Linked DNA regions of Homo sapiens: region 2 is linked to region 1. Evidence: chromatin loops called from intact Hi-C (ENCODE). Cell type or tissue: PC-3. All regions are shown on one strand. Links, peaks and the distances in the headings refer to the core of each region. The heading gives the core; the rest is flanking DNA.

Evidence for each region. Hi-C counts contacts between places; a loop is a spot of excess contacts. Peaks named below come from ENCODE experiments on the same cell type or tissue, not always from the same donor. Only the 100,000 strongest peaks of a DNase experiment are listed, where the experiment ranks them.
Region 2: a loop joins it to region 1, with 2.3 times the contacts of the local background. A loop is called at or near these places in 3 of 110 quality-filtered maps.

What each region holds. Positions count from the first base shown.
Region 1 is chr7:80,502,032-80,510,383 of GRCh38, reverse strand. The region is part of intron 1 of GNAT3 (G protein subunit alpha transducin 3); the gene reads left to right. All of the region lies in intron 2 of LOC107986812 (a long non-coding RNA gene), which reads right to left. Among named protein-coding and RNA genes, the nearest start is that of GNAT3, 5.9 kb to the left of the region's middle. In PC-3, for the core only: no CTCF peak of the experiment used is centred there; a DNase peak (open chromatin) is centred at 4,133; H3K27ac peaks cover 389 bases.
Region 2 is chr7:80,607,635-80,615,986 of GRCh38, reverse strand. It overlaps a transcript of CD36 not described here. Among named protein-coding and RNA genes, the nearest start is that of CD36, 27 kb to the left of the region's middle. In PC-3, for the core only: no CTCF peak of the experiment used is centred there; a DNase peak (open chromatin) is centred at 4,006; H3K27ac peaks cover 1,421 bases.

The DNA of each region.
Region 1 (8,352 bases), core at 287-8,286:
ATGTGTGTTTTCAATATACCAATTATCTATTTTTTTACATATTCTCTTATTTTGTAAAAATACAAATGGAAAGCCAAAACAATGAAAGAGCTAATACCACAATTTAGACTAAGACAAAAACTATTAAACATGCCAAAAGCAATGACTCTTGAGATAAGCATATCAGAGCTGCCAGTCAACTAGAGATTCAGTTGTGACGGAAAAGAACAAGGTAGAAAGGTGGTTTCTAGGGGCTAGGGTGGTTGGGGGGAACAAGGGGAAAGGGAGTTGTTGGTCAAAGGACACAAAATTACAGTTAAATAGGAAGAATAAATTTCAAGAGATCTACTGTTCAGCACGGTGACTATAGTTAATGATGATCTATTGTATTCTTGAAAAATGTAAAGAGAGTAGGTGTTATGTGCACTTACCACAAAAATGATAACTGTGAAGTAATACATTTGTTAATTAGCTAGATTTAACCATTCTACACTGTATTTTTACTTCAACATATCGTGTTGGACACAACACAAGCATGGAATGTTATTTGTCAATTTAAAAAAATAAATTAAAAATGTTCAAAAAGAGTATATATAGATGAATGAAAACACATCACTGAAAATTGGGTCAAAAAGGTTCAATGTAATGATGGACAAAAGAAAGATTTTTTTTAAATTTGGAACTGAAAATCAATGGACTACTGATACATACAGGGTTCCAGAATTAGTAAATTTTACCACTCCACAGAGCCATTGACTGGGACCCAACTTATTGTATGCAATGCTATCAAATGAAAAATAAGTCAGATGAATTATTTTTAGACTTAAGTGTTGGTTAGATCAAGAAGAAAGAGCAATATTTGTACCAGAAGTATAAAAGAATCATTAGTGGGACTATTACATGTTTTACTTTCCCAAGGTGTTTACAATTTTATACATACAATTTCATCATTAGTAAGTAAAATACTTGGATTTATTTGGTTCCAACACTATGTGCACTAAACTCCTTTGTCACATTTTATTTATACAAAATAAATGAAATTCTCTTAAGTTGTTCCTATTTCAATTATATTACAAACATCTGGCTAAGTTTCCCTTTTGGAGTCCATCTGAATTCTACATATGATGATACAATTATCAAATTCATAACAGTCTTATAACAGCTCTACTTCATTCTCATGTTTGGATTGAATTCAAATTCTCGAAACTGTAATTTTTATATTCAATTTGACCTCATTAAGACATTATAAAAGTGCTTAGTTGAACTAAACCAAAACTTTCCACTCTCCTACCCTCAAATCTCCTCACCAATGAAATCTATTTAATTTTTCCCATCATTGAAACGATGTTCTCATTCATCAGTGTCGTCTGAATGACACTTTTAAGTTTATCAGTGAGTACATGTCACATGGAACTAACCAGTTTAACCTTAGTAGTGATCAGCTCCTGAGTCAATACCTACATTTACAAAAATAAGAAATCTAAAAAACACTTTTGACAGATTTTTTTTCAGTATGTTGATCTTCATCTAATGAATTTCTAGAAGCTTAAACTCATAACACCAACTTTCCACATTTAACATGTACTGCAAAGCGGATGTAACCATTTGGTATTATCGAACACAAGATTTCACTGAATCTGAAGAGCGGTCAAAGTGCGACTTTACAATTAAAGGATCATCTTGCAGACAGATGCCTTTTTTTATTACACCTTTCAGACCTTCAGTAAAATTACAGAACAGATGCCAAATCTGTGTTTTATTTTAGCAAAAAGTAGGCTTTTAGGAAACACTGGAGATGACTCATACATTGCTGAGCACATTTGATAACTGCAATCAAGAAAATAATGCCACATGCTTTAAAAAATTTACTTGCAAAGATATTCCAGAAAGAGCACATTTTAATAAGAAAAACAAATTCTAACGGATAAAATATTCTCATTTGTATCTAAGTACGTTTTAAAGTTTTATAAACGTTTCATTCAATGGTACTTTTATTCAAAATAATACCTATTATTTAATTGTAAACTCAATATGGATCATGTTTCCATTTTTCCTTTCTCCTCTCTTTATGCTTATTACATCAAATTTCAGTTTGAGTTTATTTTGCTGCATCAGTTTCGTTTGTTTTTTTTGCAAATTTCCATCACATGGGCTGCTTAGATTTGAAGCCCCATGGAAAGCATAGGAAAAAAATTAGCTTTCTTTTTTCTTCATATTCAAAACACCCTCTGCCACATTTATATATATAATTAACATTTATTCTACAATTTTTCACTTTTAGCTAGTGATTTCCAGCATTATCATGGGAAGTTCATCATAGATGTTCTTTTCTTTTAGTTCTAAAACCCTTTATTTTTATTTTTTCTTTGTGCTATATTGTAAGAGTCACACTATTATTATTTTAATGATGTAATCTGAGTTTTACTGTTTTAAACTATTATTCCACTTATCTGGCTTTTAGAAACATGAATAGGGATGGAGTCTAGAGATCAAAAACTACTTCGAAGGTAATATATTTATTGTATTTAACATTTTCAAACTTTTCAAATGGTTTCACTTATTCAACAAATGGATATTCTGGAAGGTATGTAGTAGGAGAATTATGATTTTTGATGCTATCTAAAGGCTTGTCACAAAATAATTAGTAAAATAAAACTCACACAGCAGAATTAGATAAATAGGTTTAACCATGCAGCAGAATGAGGAGAATACAATTTAATACTAGAACAGAATGCATTTTTAAATCACCTGAGGTGGAAATTGATTTATTAATACCTTCATCAACTGTAATGCGTTTTGTACTTCCCAGAGTGACCTTAGGCTAGCCACATAAACTCAGAGAAATAATGGATGTCAAAGTATTTTGTAACTTGTAAAGATCTAGACAAACGTGGTTTATTCTTTGGCATAAGAGATTCCCAAATATGAAATAAATCAAATGTCAATAAATGTGTATCATTATTCTTCCTTTGTCTTTCTTTTACATGTAACTAAGAGAAGTGAGGACTCAAGACTCAGGTTAAATTTAAATGATTATTTTTATTCTATGTGTGCTTTTTAATGTCTTTATTTTTTTTTAATTATCCCTAGATATGAGTGGGAGAGATTCCAGGAAACTAGAGTTGTTTCTGACTTACTGGTTAGATTACAAGTTCATCAACTCTAAGAAACACTATTTTGAAATTTTATTACACCAACATAGTCCATGCCTGTCCATGGATAAGATCAGATAAACACATTCTTTGGAATAATTATATATTAGGATTAACCAATAAGTCCCCTTCTGATCACTGGTAAAAAAGAAGAATCTTCTTAACAACATGTAAAACAAATTCCCAATAATGTTTCCAACTTTTTGTTTTGCCTTATTTATCCAAATTAAAACCATTCTTTCCTTCCTCCAACTATAGTACCTTTTTATTTTAAACATATTTATAAATATTACAAAATATTTTTATATAGCATAATGGCTACAGTTAATGACATCGTATTGCATTCTTGAAAACTGTTGAGAGTGGATAAGTGTTCTCACCACAAAAATAACTACGCAAGGTAATGCATGTTAATTAGCTAGATTTAACAATTTCACAATGTATATATATTTCAAAATGCCATGTTGTACACAACAAATACATACCATTTTCTCTGTCAATTTAAATAAACAAATTATTTATTTTATGTTTCTAGAGGTATCCAATCTTTGGGATGCATGAATATTCTTAATGCGAATGTTTAAAACTGCTTCTCAGTGAAGTGGAAAGAAAACTTTAGGCAGAAAAGACCTACTTGGAGAGTTTAAATTTTTCTCCAAAATGCAAAGGGCTACAACAACTTGAAAGTTCCCGATATTTACAGTTTTCAGAAAAGTTGCCAAATATTTACAATGTTGCATTTATCCATCAGAATGGCCCATGGCAGCATCAAATAGTTTCCAATAATTTCCCTCTTTTCCAACAAGCAAAAGCACATAGACAAATAATTTGTGTATATTTGACTGATTGTTTTAGATGCATTTATCTCAATTGATCAGCACATCTTAAAAGCAGGCTCGTAAGGCACTCGCGTAAAAGATGCAAACCATTTAGTAAAACATTCCACACTTAGCCAAATGATAGTATTTGCTAAGGAGGTTGAAAATTCTGGCTTGCTGACAATGACTCTTGCTAACTACAGTTTAACAAGCTCTCTAGTAATATTACAGAACATATTTATATTCGCATATTTTCATTCGAGCATGAATTATTGACTCAAGACAAATATTTTATCTTTAAAAATATTTATATAAGCAACATGAGCAGTTAACAAGTTATTTACCTCTCCATACTGTTAGAAAGGAAAGGTAGCAAAACACATTTCATAGTGTAAGGATTCCATGATCTGTTTTATATAAAATAAAATATACTTCCGTTTAAGGTATTAGACCCAAGTTCAGAATCCATTCCCTACTTATTAGGTTCGTGCAAAAGTAATTGCAGTTTTTGCCATTGCTTTCAATAATTTTTCTCCAAATACTGGTGTGCAAATATATCAATGTAGAATTTGAACCTAAAGTAGGATTAAAGGTAAAACTGAGTTTAAGAATCCATAAGATATGAAAAATATCCATTCTGTTTATTACAAGATGCAGTGCTAATAAAAAAGGGGGAAGTCATGGGTTTGATTCCTGTCTCAGTATATTTCAATAGAATAAATTTACTACTTAAAATTGTTTTTTAAAGATATCTAGAAATATCGCTCTCTGCCAGGCGCAGTGGCTCACGCCTGTAATCCCAGCACTTTGGGAGGCCAAGGTGGGCAGATCACAAGGTCAGGAGATCGAGACCATCCTGGCTAACACGGTGAAACCCCGTCTATAATAAAAATATAAAAAGTTAGCCGGGCGTGTTGGCGGGCGCCTGTAGTCCCAGCTACTCGGGAGGCTGAGGCAGGAGAATGGCGTGAACCCGGGAGGCGGAGCTTGCAGTGAGCCGAGATTGTGCCACTGCACTCCAGCCTGGGCACAGAGTGAGACTCTGTCTCAAAAAATAAAGAAAAATAAATTTAAAAAATCACTCTCTAACCAGAATTTTATATTCTATTATCTCTCATACTTTTCCATATTTAGTGAATTAGTTGTCTGATTTAATCTACTTCCTTTTAAACAGGGCCAGTCATTTCAGCTGTGTTCCTCCTAAAATTCAGGAGTATTTCACCTCCGTAATCTTCTACCTTAATTGACATTCAAACCCTCAACCCTGGATAATCCCTCAGAGTTCTCCATTTACCATTTTCCTGATACACTTCTCCCAACTGATTTTCTTGAATGTAATGCTGTTTAACAGCTTTTTCAGCTCTTAGTGCTGATCTAACCCTGATCCCTCTGTAAATTCTTACTTTCCTTCATTCCCAGATGTTGTAGAATAAAACAGTGTATCATTTTCAGTCTCCTGGCTGACACATATCACGTTTTAAATTTAGCTGGGCCAATAATTATTTTACTTATTCATTTTCTTCTAAAATGTTCCAAAGGCAGCTCGTCGCACATTTCCAACATCACTTTCATCTTGAATCTCCCCCCAACCTCACCCTAGATGATCACTAATATGCAACAAAACAATTATAAATGATCATCTCCAAATCTCACTAAACATTCACGTATTCTTATATTTTCACTAGTTTTAAAGAAGCAGTATTCCATTTTCATTTCAGATTAGTTTCAGCCTTTGTGCTATAAATTCTATCACCTTTCATATCTTAAAATTTTTGTTCCACTAATTATTTTTCATTTTGTCATCTTCAAAATTATCTATTGGCTTTTTCTTCATGGCAAATACAGATGTTTCTCTTCTTTAGCCCAAGAAAATTTATTTGACTTCAACACACCCTTGAATTCACCTTATATAGATATCTTTTAAAATGTTTTTATATTGAAATACTTCTCAAAGGATGCTATGCTCACTGCTTCTATTTTCTTATCCTGTTTAGTCTCTTTCATTAATTGCAATGTAAGTTGTATATATGCTCTTCTCTAGTAAAAAGTTATCCCTCACAGAGTGCAGATAATGGCCAATTCACAAAATTCACATCTCAATAATTTTCTCTCTCTTTTTTTTTAAAGACAGGGTCTTTTCACCCAGGCTGGAGTGCAGTGGTGCAATTACGTCTCACTGCAGCCCCAACTTCCTGGGCTCAAGTGATCCTCCCACCTCAGCATCCACAGTAGTTGGGACTACAGGCGTGTGCCACCACACCTGGCTAATTTTCCTATTTTTTGTAGAGACAGAGTTTCAGCATGTTGCCCAGGCTGATCTCAAACTTCTGGGCTCAAGCGATCTGCCTGTCTCGGCCTCCCAAAGTGCTGGAATTACAGGCATGAGCCTCCACCCTGAGCGATAACTTTTAAACTAAGTCTGAACTAAACAGTCCTCAATTTTATATCCCTGTATTCCTCTCTTCATTGAAGCTTGCTTCTTCTTTCCATCTATAAGTGGATTCATCTACCACGGTCTGTTCTTAAACCTTGGTGGGTTTTAGTCTGTACTCTCTTATACTCTCTTTTGAGGACCTCATAACAGAACTTAACTGATATGACTCTAAAATTCTTTCTTTTGCTCAATTTGTTGACCCATATTCATAAATTCCTTGTATCTGTCAGTGACCTGATCACACTTTGGGAGATCTCAAAATAATTTCCCAACTTTACTTTGCTGCCCATGTATCTTTATGTTTTCCATGAGGTGCCTTGTTATGTCCTTTCCCATTATATCCACTTGATATTTCAATCCTCCTTAGCTTTATGACTATTCCCTCTCCATTGTCCAAAAGTCAATGTTGTCACAAGATTTAGTTTTAGCTCTATCTCTATTGGCATAAATCTCATATTTTTCTCTTTACTGCTTCTGTTATTGCTTTAATCTATGAGAAAATCTTATGAAATAGATATTACTTTCATGATATAGATAAGAAGAAAATGACAACTTAAGAATATAGTTTGGTTTCCAAATATCAAATGTTTATTTACAGCCAAGCAAAGCCTTTTATTTGTATGTGTCAGTTTTAAGTTAATGTCTGCATTCTAATTTCTATGAGAACAAAGAACATATCTGCTTTTGTTCTTTATTGAATTATGGCACAGGAAAGAATGCATGTATGGTGAATGGAAGAATGACAGAATCAGAATCTAAAATATTCTTGTGATTTGTTCATGGTGGCTAGAACACAGGTATACCTTTGCATGTAGAAATGAGCTAGAAGAAAGTCATTTATATGTTATTGCATAGGAATTTTATTTTGTATCTGTAGTCAATAAGATGATATTGATAGGTTTTTTAACTATGTAACTAAAATGATAGTACTTGGCTTTTTTTAAAAAAAATAAAGACTACCCTGGCTATACTATGGCTCAAAGATTTAATGAGGAGGATAAAGGTAGGTAGGACAATTAGGAAACTGTTACTATTGTGCAAATTCTTGATGCAATTCTGAATTAATGCAGAAATTTTAAGTTTGAAAATAAGATTTGAGGAATGTTAGGAGACAAAGTGACAGAACTTGGTGGCAGACTGCATGTGGACGGTAAATGAGAGGAGTGATTGGGGTGGAATTGGTTATGGTTGATTATGTTATTCACTGGTATGTGAAATGCAGGATAAATATGAGGCTGGGGAAAAGGGAAAGGGATGATAATTTAGGATATTCAAACCTATGTTTTTTTTTTTTAGCAGGACCAAATGGATATCTATTAGATCAACATATGGGTCTGAAAATTAGGAGGGATAACTCTAGTAAGAACTACATGCTTGATAAATTCAATCCTCCATTTTCCTTATTTTATATTTTCCTTTGTCCAGATATCAGTATAGGCAAACCATGTGATTAACCAAGGCCTTTTTAAAAATCGTTGTTGCAATATGTATTTATACTAAAAAATAGTATACATGACTATTCCCACAATTAATGAACACTTAGACAAATATCTGCAACAGACCTGTGTGGGAAAAATCATGTAATTTTGTATTTTAGTGTTGTCATTTTTTAGCCTAAAAGGTATGTTAATAAGAAAAGAAAAATGAAATATCTGTTAAAATGCTTCTCACAATCCAAGAAAGCTCATATAACATTTTTAAACCACTTTATTGAGATATGCTTGATATGCAAAAGCTATACATATTTAATGTATGCCACTTGATGAGCTTGGAGATAAGTATACACCTGTGAAATCGTCACCACAATCCACACAGTAGACTTCTCCGTCACCTATAAAAGTTGTTTCCTGTCCTCTTATTTATTGTCACTATTATTATAAGAACACTTAACATAAGATCTACCCTCTTAGTGAATTTTTAAGTATCCAGTACATTATTGGTAACTATAGGCACTATAAATATTATCAGA
Region 2 (8,352 bases), core at 334-8,333, 110 kb before region 1:
TAAAATCAAATCAAAATTAAATCAAAATTCAAAATAAAATTAAGTCCAAGCTTCTATCCTTCCTAAAAACAGAATTATCCTGACAAATGAAAAGTGAACTATAAAATTAACCAATCTGAAACAAAGAAAGCTATCATGGAAACCAAGAAAGACTCTTCCATTTGTTTTGGTAAGACTATTAGAGAAAACTCCAAGAGTTTTCATGAAGCTTCCCGCCTTAGAATATTTTGGGAGAAATTCTGAAGAGTAAAGAAATAATACAACTTCAAGTTGTGAGTTAAGAGAAAGGAAACGTACTAAAGAACTAACTTATTCATTCAAACACTAACTGACCTTTAATCATACTCCAGGCTTTGAGCATGGCGCTGGCATGCAAAGATGAATAAAATATGGTCTTGAATAGATTGTGATTTTGTTGATAGGAGATAGATTGTAAAATAACAGAAGGGCTTCAATGGATGAATAGATATTTTCTAATCACAGAAGATGGAAAAAGGGCAATAGAAGCAGAAAGAACAACATGCATAAATTCAGAGGCAAAAAGGAAGTGATATGCTTGCAAATGTACAAAAATGGTTTTCAGGGAAGTTGCAAAAAGTGAGGAAAACAGGTGGATACCAGACCTTGAAGCCCCCTGCATGATATTCTAAGGAGATTGAACTTTATTCTGTAAGCAGAATAGAACAATTAAATAATTATAAGTTGGAGGAGTGACAGGATACGAGTTTGTACTTTTAAAAGGTCACATGAAAAGCAATAAATTGGGTTGAGAAATTCAGCTCGATGACTAATAAATGAATGCGGGAAAGACACAAGGCCCTGAACTAAAACTTGTATTCAGCCTGATGAAGGGAATGTGGTCTCATTCTAGGCAGAGTTTGGATTAACGGGAATGTGCTTGCAGTTTGTAGTGGCAGCCATGGCAAAGAGGGCTGTAAAACTGGAAAGCAAGCCCTAAGAGTCATTATCACAAGTGGGAGAAATACTTTTGGTTAGCTTTCATCTTGGTGGCATTCTGGAACATAACAGCAGGGGTAGACAGAAGAGAAGTAATGAAAACTGGATACGCCCCTATGCAAGCAGAGGGGAAAAAAACACAAAAGGTCAAAGGAACAAAGGACTTAGCATTTCTTTTATATTGGCATTCGTTGAAGCGACAAATACAGTATAAAGCTAACAAGTAGCAGAGCAAATAACAAGGGCACCCACAGTTTTCAACTGATATCAGGAAATATTTAATCCCCCAATTTCCCACTTCACATTATAAACTGGGGTATTGGAATTGGGGTCAGGAACTCAGATGTGGTTTCCAAGGAAGGGCAGAATCGGGGAAGTACTTCAGTGTCATGGTGGGGAATTTGAGGGAAAGATGGAGCCGCGAAGAAGAAGCAAAGATTAAGATACAGAGGGCACCCCTGCAAAAAAATCACAGACTAATGTACAAGAGACATTGATAATTTCATTTTTATTCTGGAGTCAGGAACTGGACTCAAGTAAAGAAGAACCTTACTAGGAAGAAGGAATGAGTAAACTAATTGTATAAACCTGCTTTTTAGTGAACATATATATAGATTCTCTTGTTGGCCAGTGGGTGTATAAAATATAAATACATTATGATGGTCTAAAAATGTAGGATAAAGAGTGAAAGAGAACCTATGTCTAAACCCAGTGGAAAACAAGGAGGCTCTCCAAGAAAGAATCTGGGTAGTTTTTGCAATTAAAAACAGTCACCATTGTTTCTCCACAATACGGATGTGCTCTGGAGAAACAAACATTCGATGTAAACAAAAAAGAGAATGATGCCCATTTTATTCTGGTATAATTTATACAAGTAGTTTAAGAATATCTGTGATGTGTTAAGAGTTTGTGGAAAAACATCAAGTACAGGAATATTTCTAGTAAGAAAGCTGATTGGCATTAATGCTCTTTTATTTTCATTTCAAATAGACAACTGCTGCTAAGCCGGGCATACAAAATATCCCTTTGACTTTCAGAAAAATAATAAATGTTTATCTGTAACAACTTTTCAGATAGTATTATTACAAAATATAGACACCCAAAAGCACATTAGCTAATTATATGCATTTGGTTCTGTATAAAATATACTCCAAAAGTACTATATTAACTTCCCAAGTAACTGGTAGATATTTTATATTTATTGATAATATTTACCTTTTATTACTGTTAACAAGGAATCAACTCAGTTATCAGGATCCTACTCTAATTTGACTTTTGAACTATTCAAATTTAAGAATCAAAACTGCTGACTAGACTTAAATAAACCCCATCTCTTAGGCCCCTGACAAGCATCTCTCATCCGTAAAAGATTCAAGCCTCTTTGTCCCATTAAAAGTTAAAATTTTTCACTGTGATTTTTACTTCTTAACTACAGTTTCCTGTTCAGTAAATTATTTCTGGCTCACATAAAACAGAGCTGCATGTTTTATTCCAAAATAGGAAAGATGAAGTAGGATCTTGTGAAAAGATAGACCTTAAGGAGAAAGAGAAGAATGAATATCTTTCTTGGTTTAGATGATATCTTCAAGAGTAACTAAAGGAAAAATCTCCATAAAGTAGAATCAAAGTAGCTTATTAACAAGATACTATGATAAATACAGCAGTGGTTAAAACACACTATTTCTCTTGTATTGCCTTTATCATATTTTAAGAGCAACCCTCACCTCCCTGCAAAAAGAAAAAATAGAGAAACTTAAGTTTACATATGGCACTGAAACTTTGAATTTATCATGCAGCTCATGTTTAAAAAGCATATATGTATAATGTAAAGAAAGTAATACAATTATGAATATTACAAATGTCTTAAATATTACATTACCATAAAGAAAAGATACTTTTTCTTTGTGTGACTCATGGAATCAAGTTTATTTATAGCCTTATCTCCCCTCCTCTCTCTACTACTACTTCCTCTACAGATTTATGAGAAGTTACAAAGTAGATTATTAGCATGGGATGTTTGTCAATATTTCTACTCATTTTGAATCCATATACTACCTAAATATATGGAATATTATTCAATCACAGACTTGAATCACTTACTAGATTTTTTATTTAAGCAAAGCTTATGATGAAAGTTTATCTGAATTCTTAAAAAATGCTTAGTGGATATAAAGTGTTCTCACCACAAAAATAATAACTATGTGATATAACACACATGTTAAATAGCTAGATTGAGCCCATTCCACAATGCTTATACATTTAAGACACAGTGAATACATACAATTATATCTGTCAATGTGGAAAATTAAAGAAATAAAAACAACAAAAGAAAGTATATGGTTGAATAATAGAAAAAGTCAGATTATCTCTTCTATTTCAGGTGGTATCTGGAATATCTAAATAGAAAGTTGAGTATATATATTTAACCACATTTATATAAGTTCCACAGAGGTGCATATTTTCAGAAATACTTTTTAAGATAATTCCCAACTGCAGGATTCTACAATCTGATTAGCATGCTGTTCATCTACATAGTAAGTAGAAAGACCCCTTAATTTCTTCATAAGAAGCTTTGAGTTATTAAAATTTCATTTCATTGTATTTTATATATGCCAAAGGCATAATTTTTTCATTTATATAACAAATTAGTTTTTATGGTATATGTGCAAAGAAAAGAATAAATGCCCCCAAACAATTTGTGCACATTATCATTTTTATACAGGGACTGATCTCCTGTGATTTTTCAGGTTGCTAGCATAACAGGAATGATATTTTATATTACAGGACTCAGTGTATTGAGCATATTATAGAACTTAAGAAGGACATTCAAAAGAATCTCATTTCAACAATCATCAAAGTAGTGGAAATTGGATTTCAGGTGTGCACGTTTAATTACTGAAGTAACAAAGAACTTTGTACTGTAAAGAGAAAACAGCCCATCACCCAGGAGCTGGGCTGATATTATTAGCTAGGTCTTGCTGTTTCTGGGCACAGGCCCAGCACTCACTGCTTGGCCTTGGTGTTTGTTCTGCTGAACACAAACAATTCATAGAGCATTTACTTTAGATAAAATCATTCTGTGATCATGATGAGTCAAGACAAAATGAGACCTTTTATGTCTGAACCCAAAACGATTATCAACACTGTCCAAGCCACAGATACTACACATTCCCTTCTCACTTACTATGAGTGACTCTGCTTCTTTATCAATTACAGCTTTAGCTTCAGTCTAGTCTTCCCTCCTCCAAGATTAAGACACCCAATCATAAAATTATCCTGCCTCCTGACAACATCTAATTCAGAGCAAATCTCTATTTCCTTCAGTATCACCTCCTCGACCCTCCCCAACCAACCAACCGAAGTCCAAATTCTAGAATAGATTTTTCCTAACATCTTCTTACCGGGTCACTGTCAGTTCCCTATGGTACACTTTCCTCTCTTTTCAATGAGTAATGAACTTGTTTCACTACAGGTGTGTTCCTGTTGGTCTTTGGTTAAAGAAAGGACATTGGCAGTAATAAAGCATCTAAGAAACTTGGCTCCTAACTCCAGTGCTATCAGGAGGCTCTCATGTATATGCTAGCACAATCTCTCAGAATTTTCAAGATGACTAAAGAGAAACTCAAAGAAGAAAAATTAGAAGATGCCACAGTGATAAGAAATAGGAGAGATTATTATGGGTGTGCAAAATGACACGGGACGACGATTTTGAGGTTAGGGCCTCTGTGTCATGTATGGGAGAAAAAAGCAGGCTGAGACAAGAAACATGGCCAGGTCACAACAGGGGGGCAGAGCATCTGCTGAAAGGCCACAAAACACTCAAGAGCTTTATTATAATTTTGTTCAAGGCAGGGCGCAGTGGCTCAGGCCTATAATCCCAGTGGTTTGTGGGGCCCAAGAGGGAGGATTGCTTGAGGCCATGAGTTTGAGACCAGCCTGGGCAACATAGAGAGACTCTGCCTCTACAGAAAGAAACAACCACAAAAATTAGCTGGGCATGGTGGTGTGTACCTGTAGTCCCAGCTTCTTGGGTGGCTGAGTGGGGAAGATTACTTAAAGCCAGGAGTTTGAGATTACAGTGAGCTATGATTGTGCCACTGCACTCCAGCCTGACTGACAGAGAGAGCAGACCCTGTCTCTAAAAAATAAAAAAATCTGGCTGGGTGCCGTGGCTCAGGCCTGTAATCCCAACACTTTGGGAGGCTGAAGCAGGCAGATCACGAGGTCAGGAGATAGAGACCAGCCTGGCTAACACAGTGAAACCAGTCTCTAGTAAAAATCCAAAAAATTAGCCAGGCGTGGTGGCGGGCGCCTGTAGTCCCAGCTACTGGGGAGGCTGAGGCAGGAGAATCGCTTGAACTCAGGAGCCAGAGGTTGCAGTGAGCCGAGATCACGCCACCGCCCTGCAGCCTGGGCGAGACAGAGCAAGACTCCGTCTCAAAAAAGATAAAAGATAAAAAATAAATAAATAAATAAAATTAAAATAACTGTTTAAAATATGTTCAAAAGAAGATAGAGGAAAATTCTGTTTCGCTAAAACTTCACTAAAGGAAAGAAGCCTCAGCGACTACACTGAAGATATTACTATTCTTGTATTTACAAAAGATGACATAAAAATACCATAATATTAGGAAGCTAAATTACCCTCTCAGTAAATGGCTACCAAAATAATTGTGGGTAGATTTTAAATAACTTCCTAGAAGGGACTAAAAATCTTAGGTAGTCTGAGGTGAGACATACAGAGCACAAATATAGATCAGGAAAACTCAAAATAAGAGTAATGATGATGATAATTACAATGACAATATAGTAACAATTTTTAAAAAGGCATTGTGAATACCAAGTTAAACATTTTTTATCATTCTCATGCCAATTTTTGAGAACTACTGTGATAAATCTAGTCTCATTTAATCAGCTGTTAAAAGTGAGCTGTGTGCTTTTGGATAATACTTCTCACTCTTCAGTTTCCAGTATTCACTTGCCAGTCCTTGTTTTCCAAGGAAGGCTTTAAACCTAGATCAGACCCACAGCTTGGCTCACCCCTCACAGCGCATGTCCTTTCCTAATCTTATCTTGTCCTCAACCCTTTGCCTACATAGCAAGCACCTGCTGGGTGATCATACTTGTAACCTGAACCAAATTCTCATCTGGCTCCCTTCACCAACAGATCACAAGCCAAAAGACAGGCAAATACTAACTCAGGCTTTTTGTAACTATTTTTTCTGACTCTAATACTGTATTATGTCTCCTATCAAGCTCTTGTTGTTGAAATCTTCAGATTACGTGTGAAATTATTCTGCTATCATAGTTTGAATCATCAACTTTGTTTTATTTATACATGCTTTTATTCCCCCCAATTACATTGGCAAATATTTTATCAATCAGTAGCCCTTGCAAGAGTAAACTTAAATACATTCCTAAAGTATTCTTAGTTTGGACTTCTGATTGGGAGAAAACGTGAGAATCAACAAAACAAAAACCTGACACCCCGCTTAGGTAGCTCCCAGCAGGTCTAGGAAGGCAGATTCATAAACAGACAATTCTAATAGGCCGTGACATCTACACTCAGGTAGGAAGAGTGAATGGTGAGGGAGAGAAGGTGTTAAAGGACAGTGGTGGAGGAAGTGGTTCCTTATGCCAGGACTGCATTGTACAGCTCCGGGTACAGAGTGGGAGAGGGTATAGTGGATCACAAGCATTTCCCCAAATACAGATACATAAAGAAACATACAAAATAATAAACATACAACTGGGGAAACATGTTTCAGTAAGGATTCGGTACAGTGTATGAGTTTTGGAAGAACAAGACACCAGAAAAGTGGCCACAAATGACCACAAACGTGAAGCCCTAATGTAACACATACTATACCAAACTTTATATTGTATGTGTGCCTTGATTACCTGGAATTCATTCTCTCGTGGGTTTATCTTGAAAGCAACATAGGACTACTCAAGGATTTTTAGAGAAGGAGCGCATGACAAAATTTGGGTTTAGGAGATGGCCTTGGCATCAGCATGAAGAATGGATTGGAGGGAAGGCCAGAGGACGCCTATCAAAATAATCTAGAAAGGAAATTATGTAGTTGAACTTAAAAACTGGCTATGGGGGTGGGGGTGGGAAATGTGGGAAAGATTTCAGAAATACTTAGTGGATATGGAAGATATTTAGAAGTTAGCATGAATAGCTACGGCTTGGTGACTAATTAGTTAGGTAGAGAGGAAAAAATCGTAAGTCTCAGGTTTTACGCTTGAGTAACAAGACAAAAGGAGGTACTATTAACCTGGAGGGGAAACATAGGACCAGTTTTAGGGGTGGTGTGAAGTTAGTCCTGTCAGGGTTTAATATTGACATTTTCACTAACTGGCTGCAAGATCCTGAGCCAATTTTTTAATCTCCCCAAGTCTGTTTACTCATTTGTAAAATGGAGATAACACTATCTACTTTAAAATTATTGTAAAACTTAAATAATATTTAACCCTTCTATGGAACTTACCATATGCAAGACACTTGTATGAGTATTTTATATGCATTAAGTTGCTTATCTTGAACAGTTACCCTATGAGGTAGGCATGTTTATTATCCATGTGTTACAGATAGGGAAGCAGAGGTACAAAGAAGTTTACTAACTTGCCAGAGGTCACAGAGCTGGAAAGTTAGAGATCTAAGTTTCAAACATATGCAGTCTAACACTAGAGAGTATGCCTCAACCAGTAATTTACTTCTCATTAAATACTAGGCACTTTGCATAATTATTTTTAGAGTGCTTTGCAGGTACCACATAGATAATAAATAGCTATTAAAATTTAACCATTTTATTTTAAAATAATTTGCAGGGGATATGTTATATGCATATATATTATTGAATGCTGGGATAAATTCAAGCCTAGTAAAAGACACTCATTTGGGGATTATAATTTAATTTTGAACATAAAAATGTACATCTTGAATCAGAACACATTAACAAGGTTATATGGCTCACGCCTGTAATCCCAGCACTTTGAGAGGCCGAGGCGGGCGGATCACGAGGTCAGGAGATGCAGACCATCCGGGCTAACACAGTGAAACCCCATGTCTACCAAAAATACAGAAAATTAGCTGGGCGAGGCAGCAGGCACCTGTAGTCCCAGCACTCGGGAGGATGAGGCAGGAGAATCGCTTGAACCTGGGAGGAGGAGGTTGCAGTGAGCCGAAATTGCACCACCGTACTCCAGCCTGGGCGACAGAGTGAGACTCAGTCTCAACAATGACAACAACAACAACAACAAAAAGAGTTTAGATACTTTCAGCTTGAGAACTTGACCTACTGGCATGGAGATACATGGGTCTGAAGTTGAGAAGAGTGATTGGAGCCCTAAGATGTAGATTGGGGTCTCCTCAACATTCAGATTACAGGT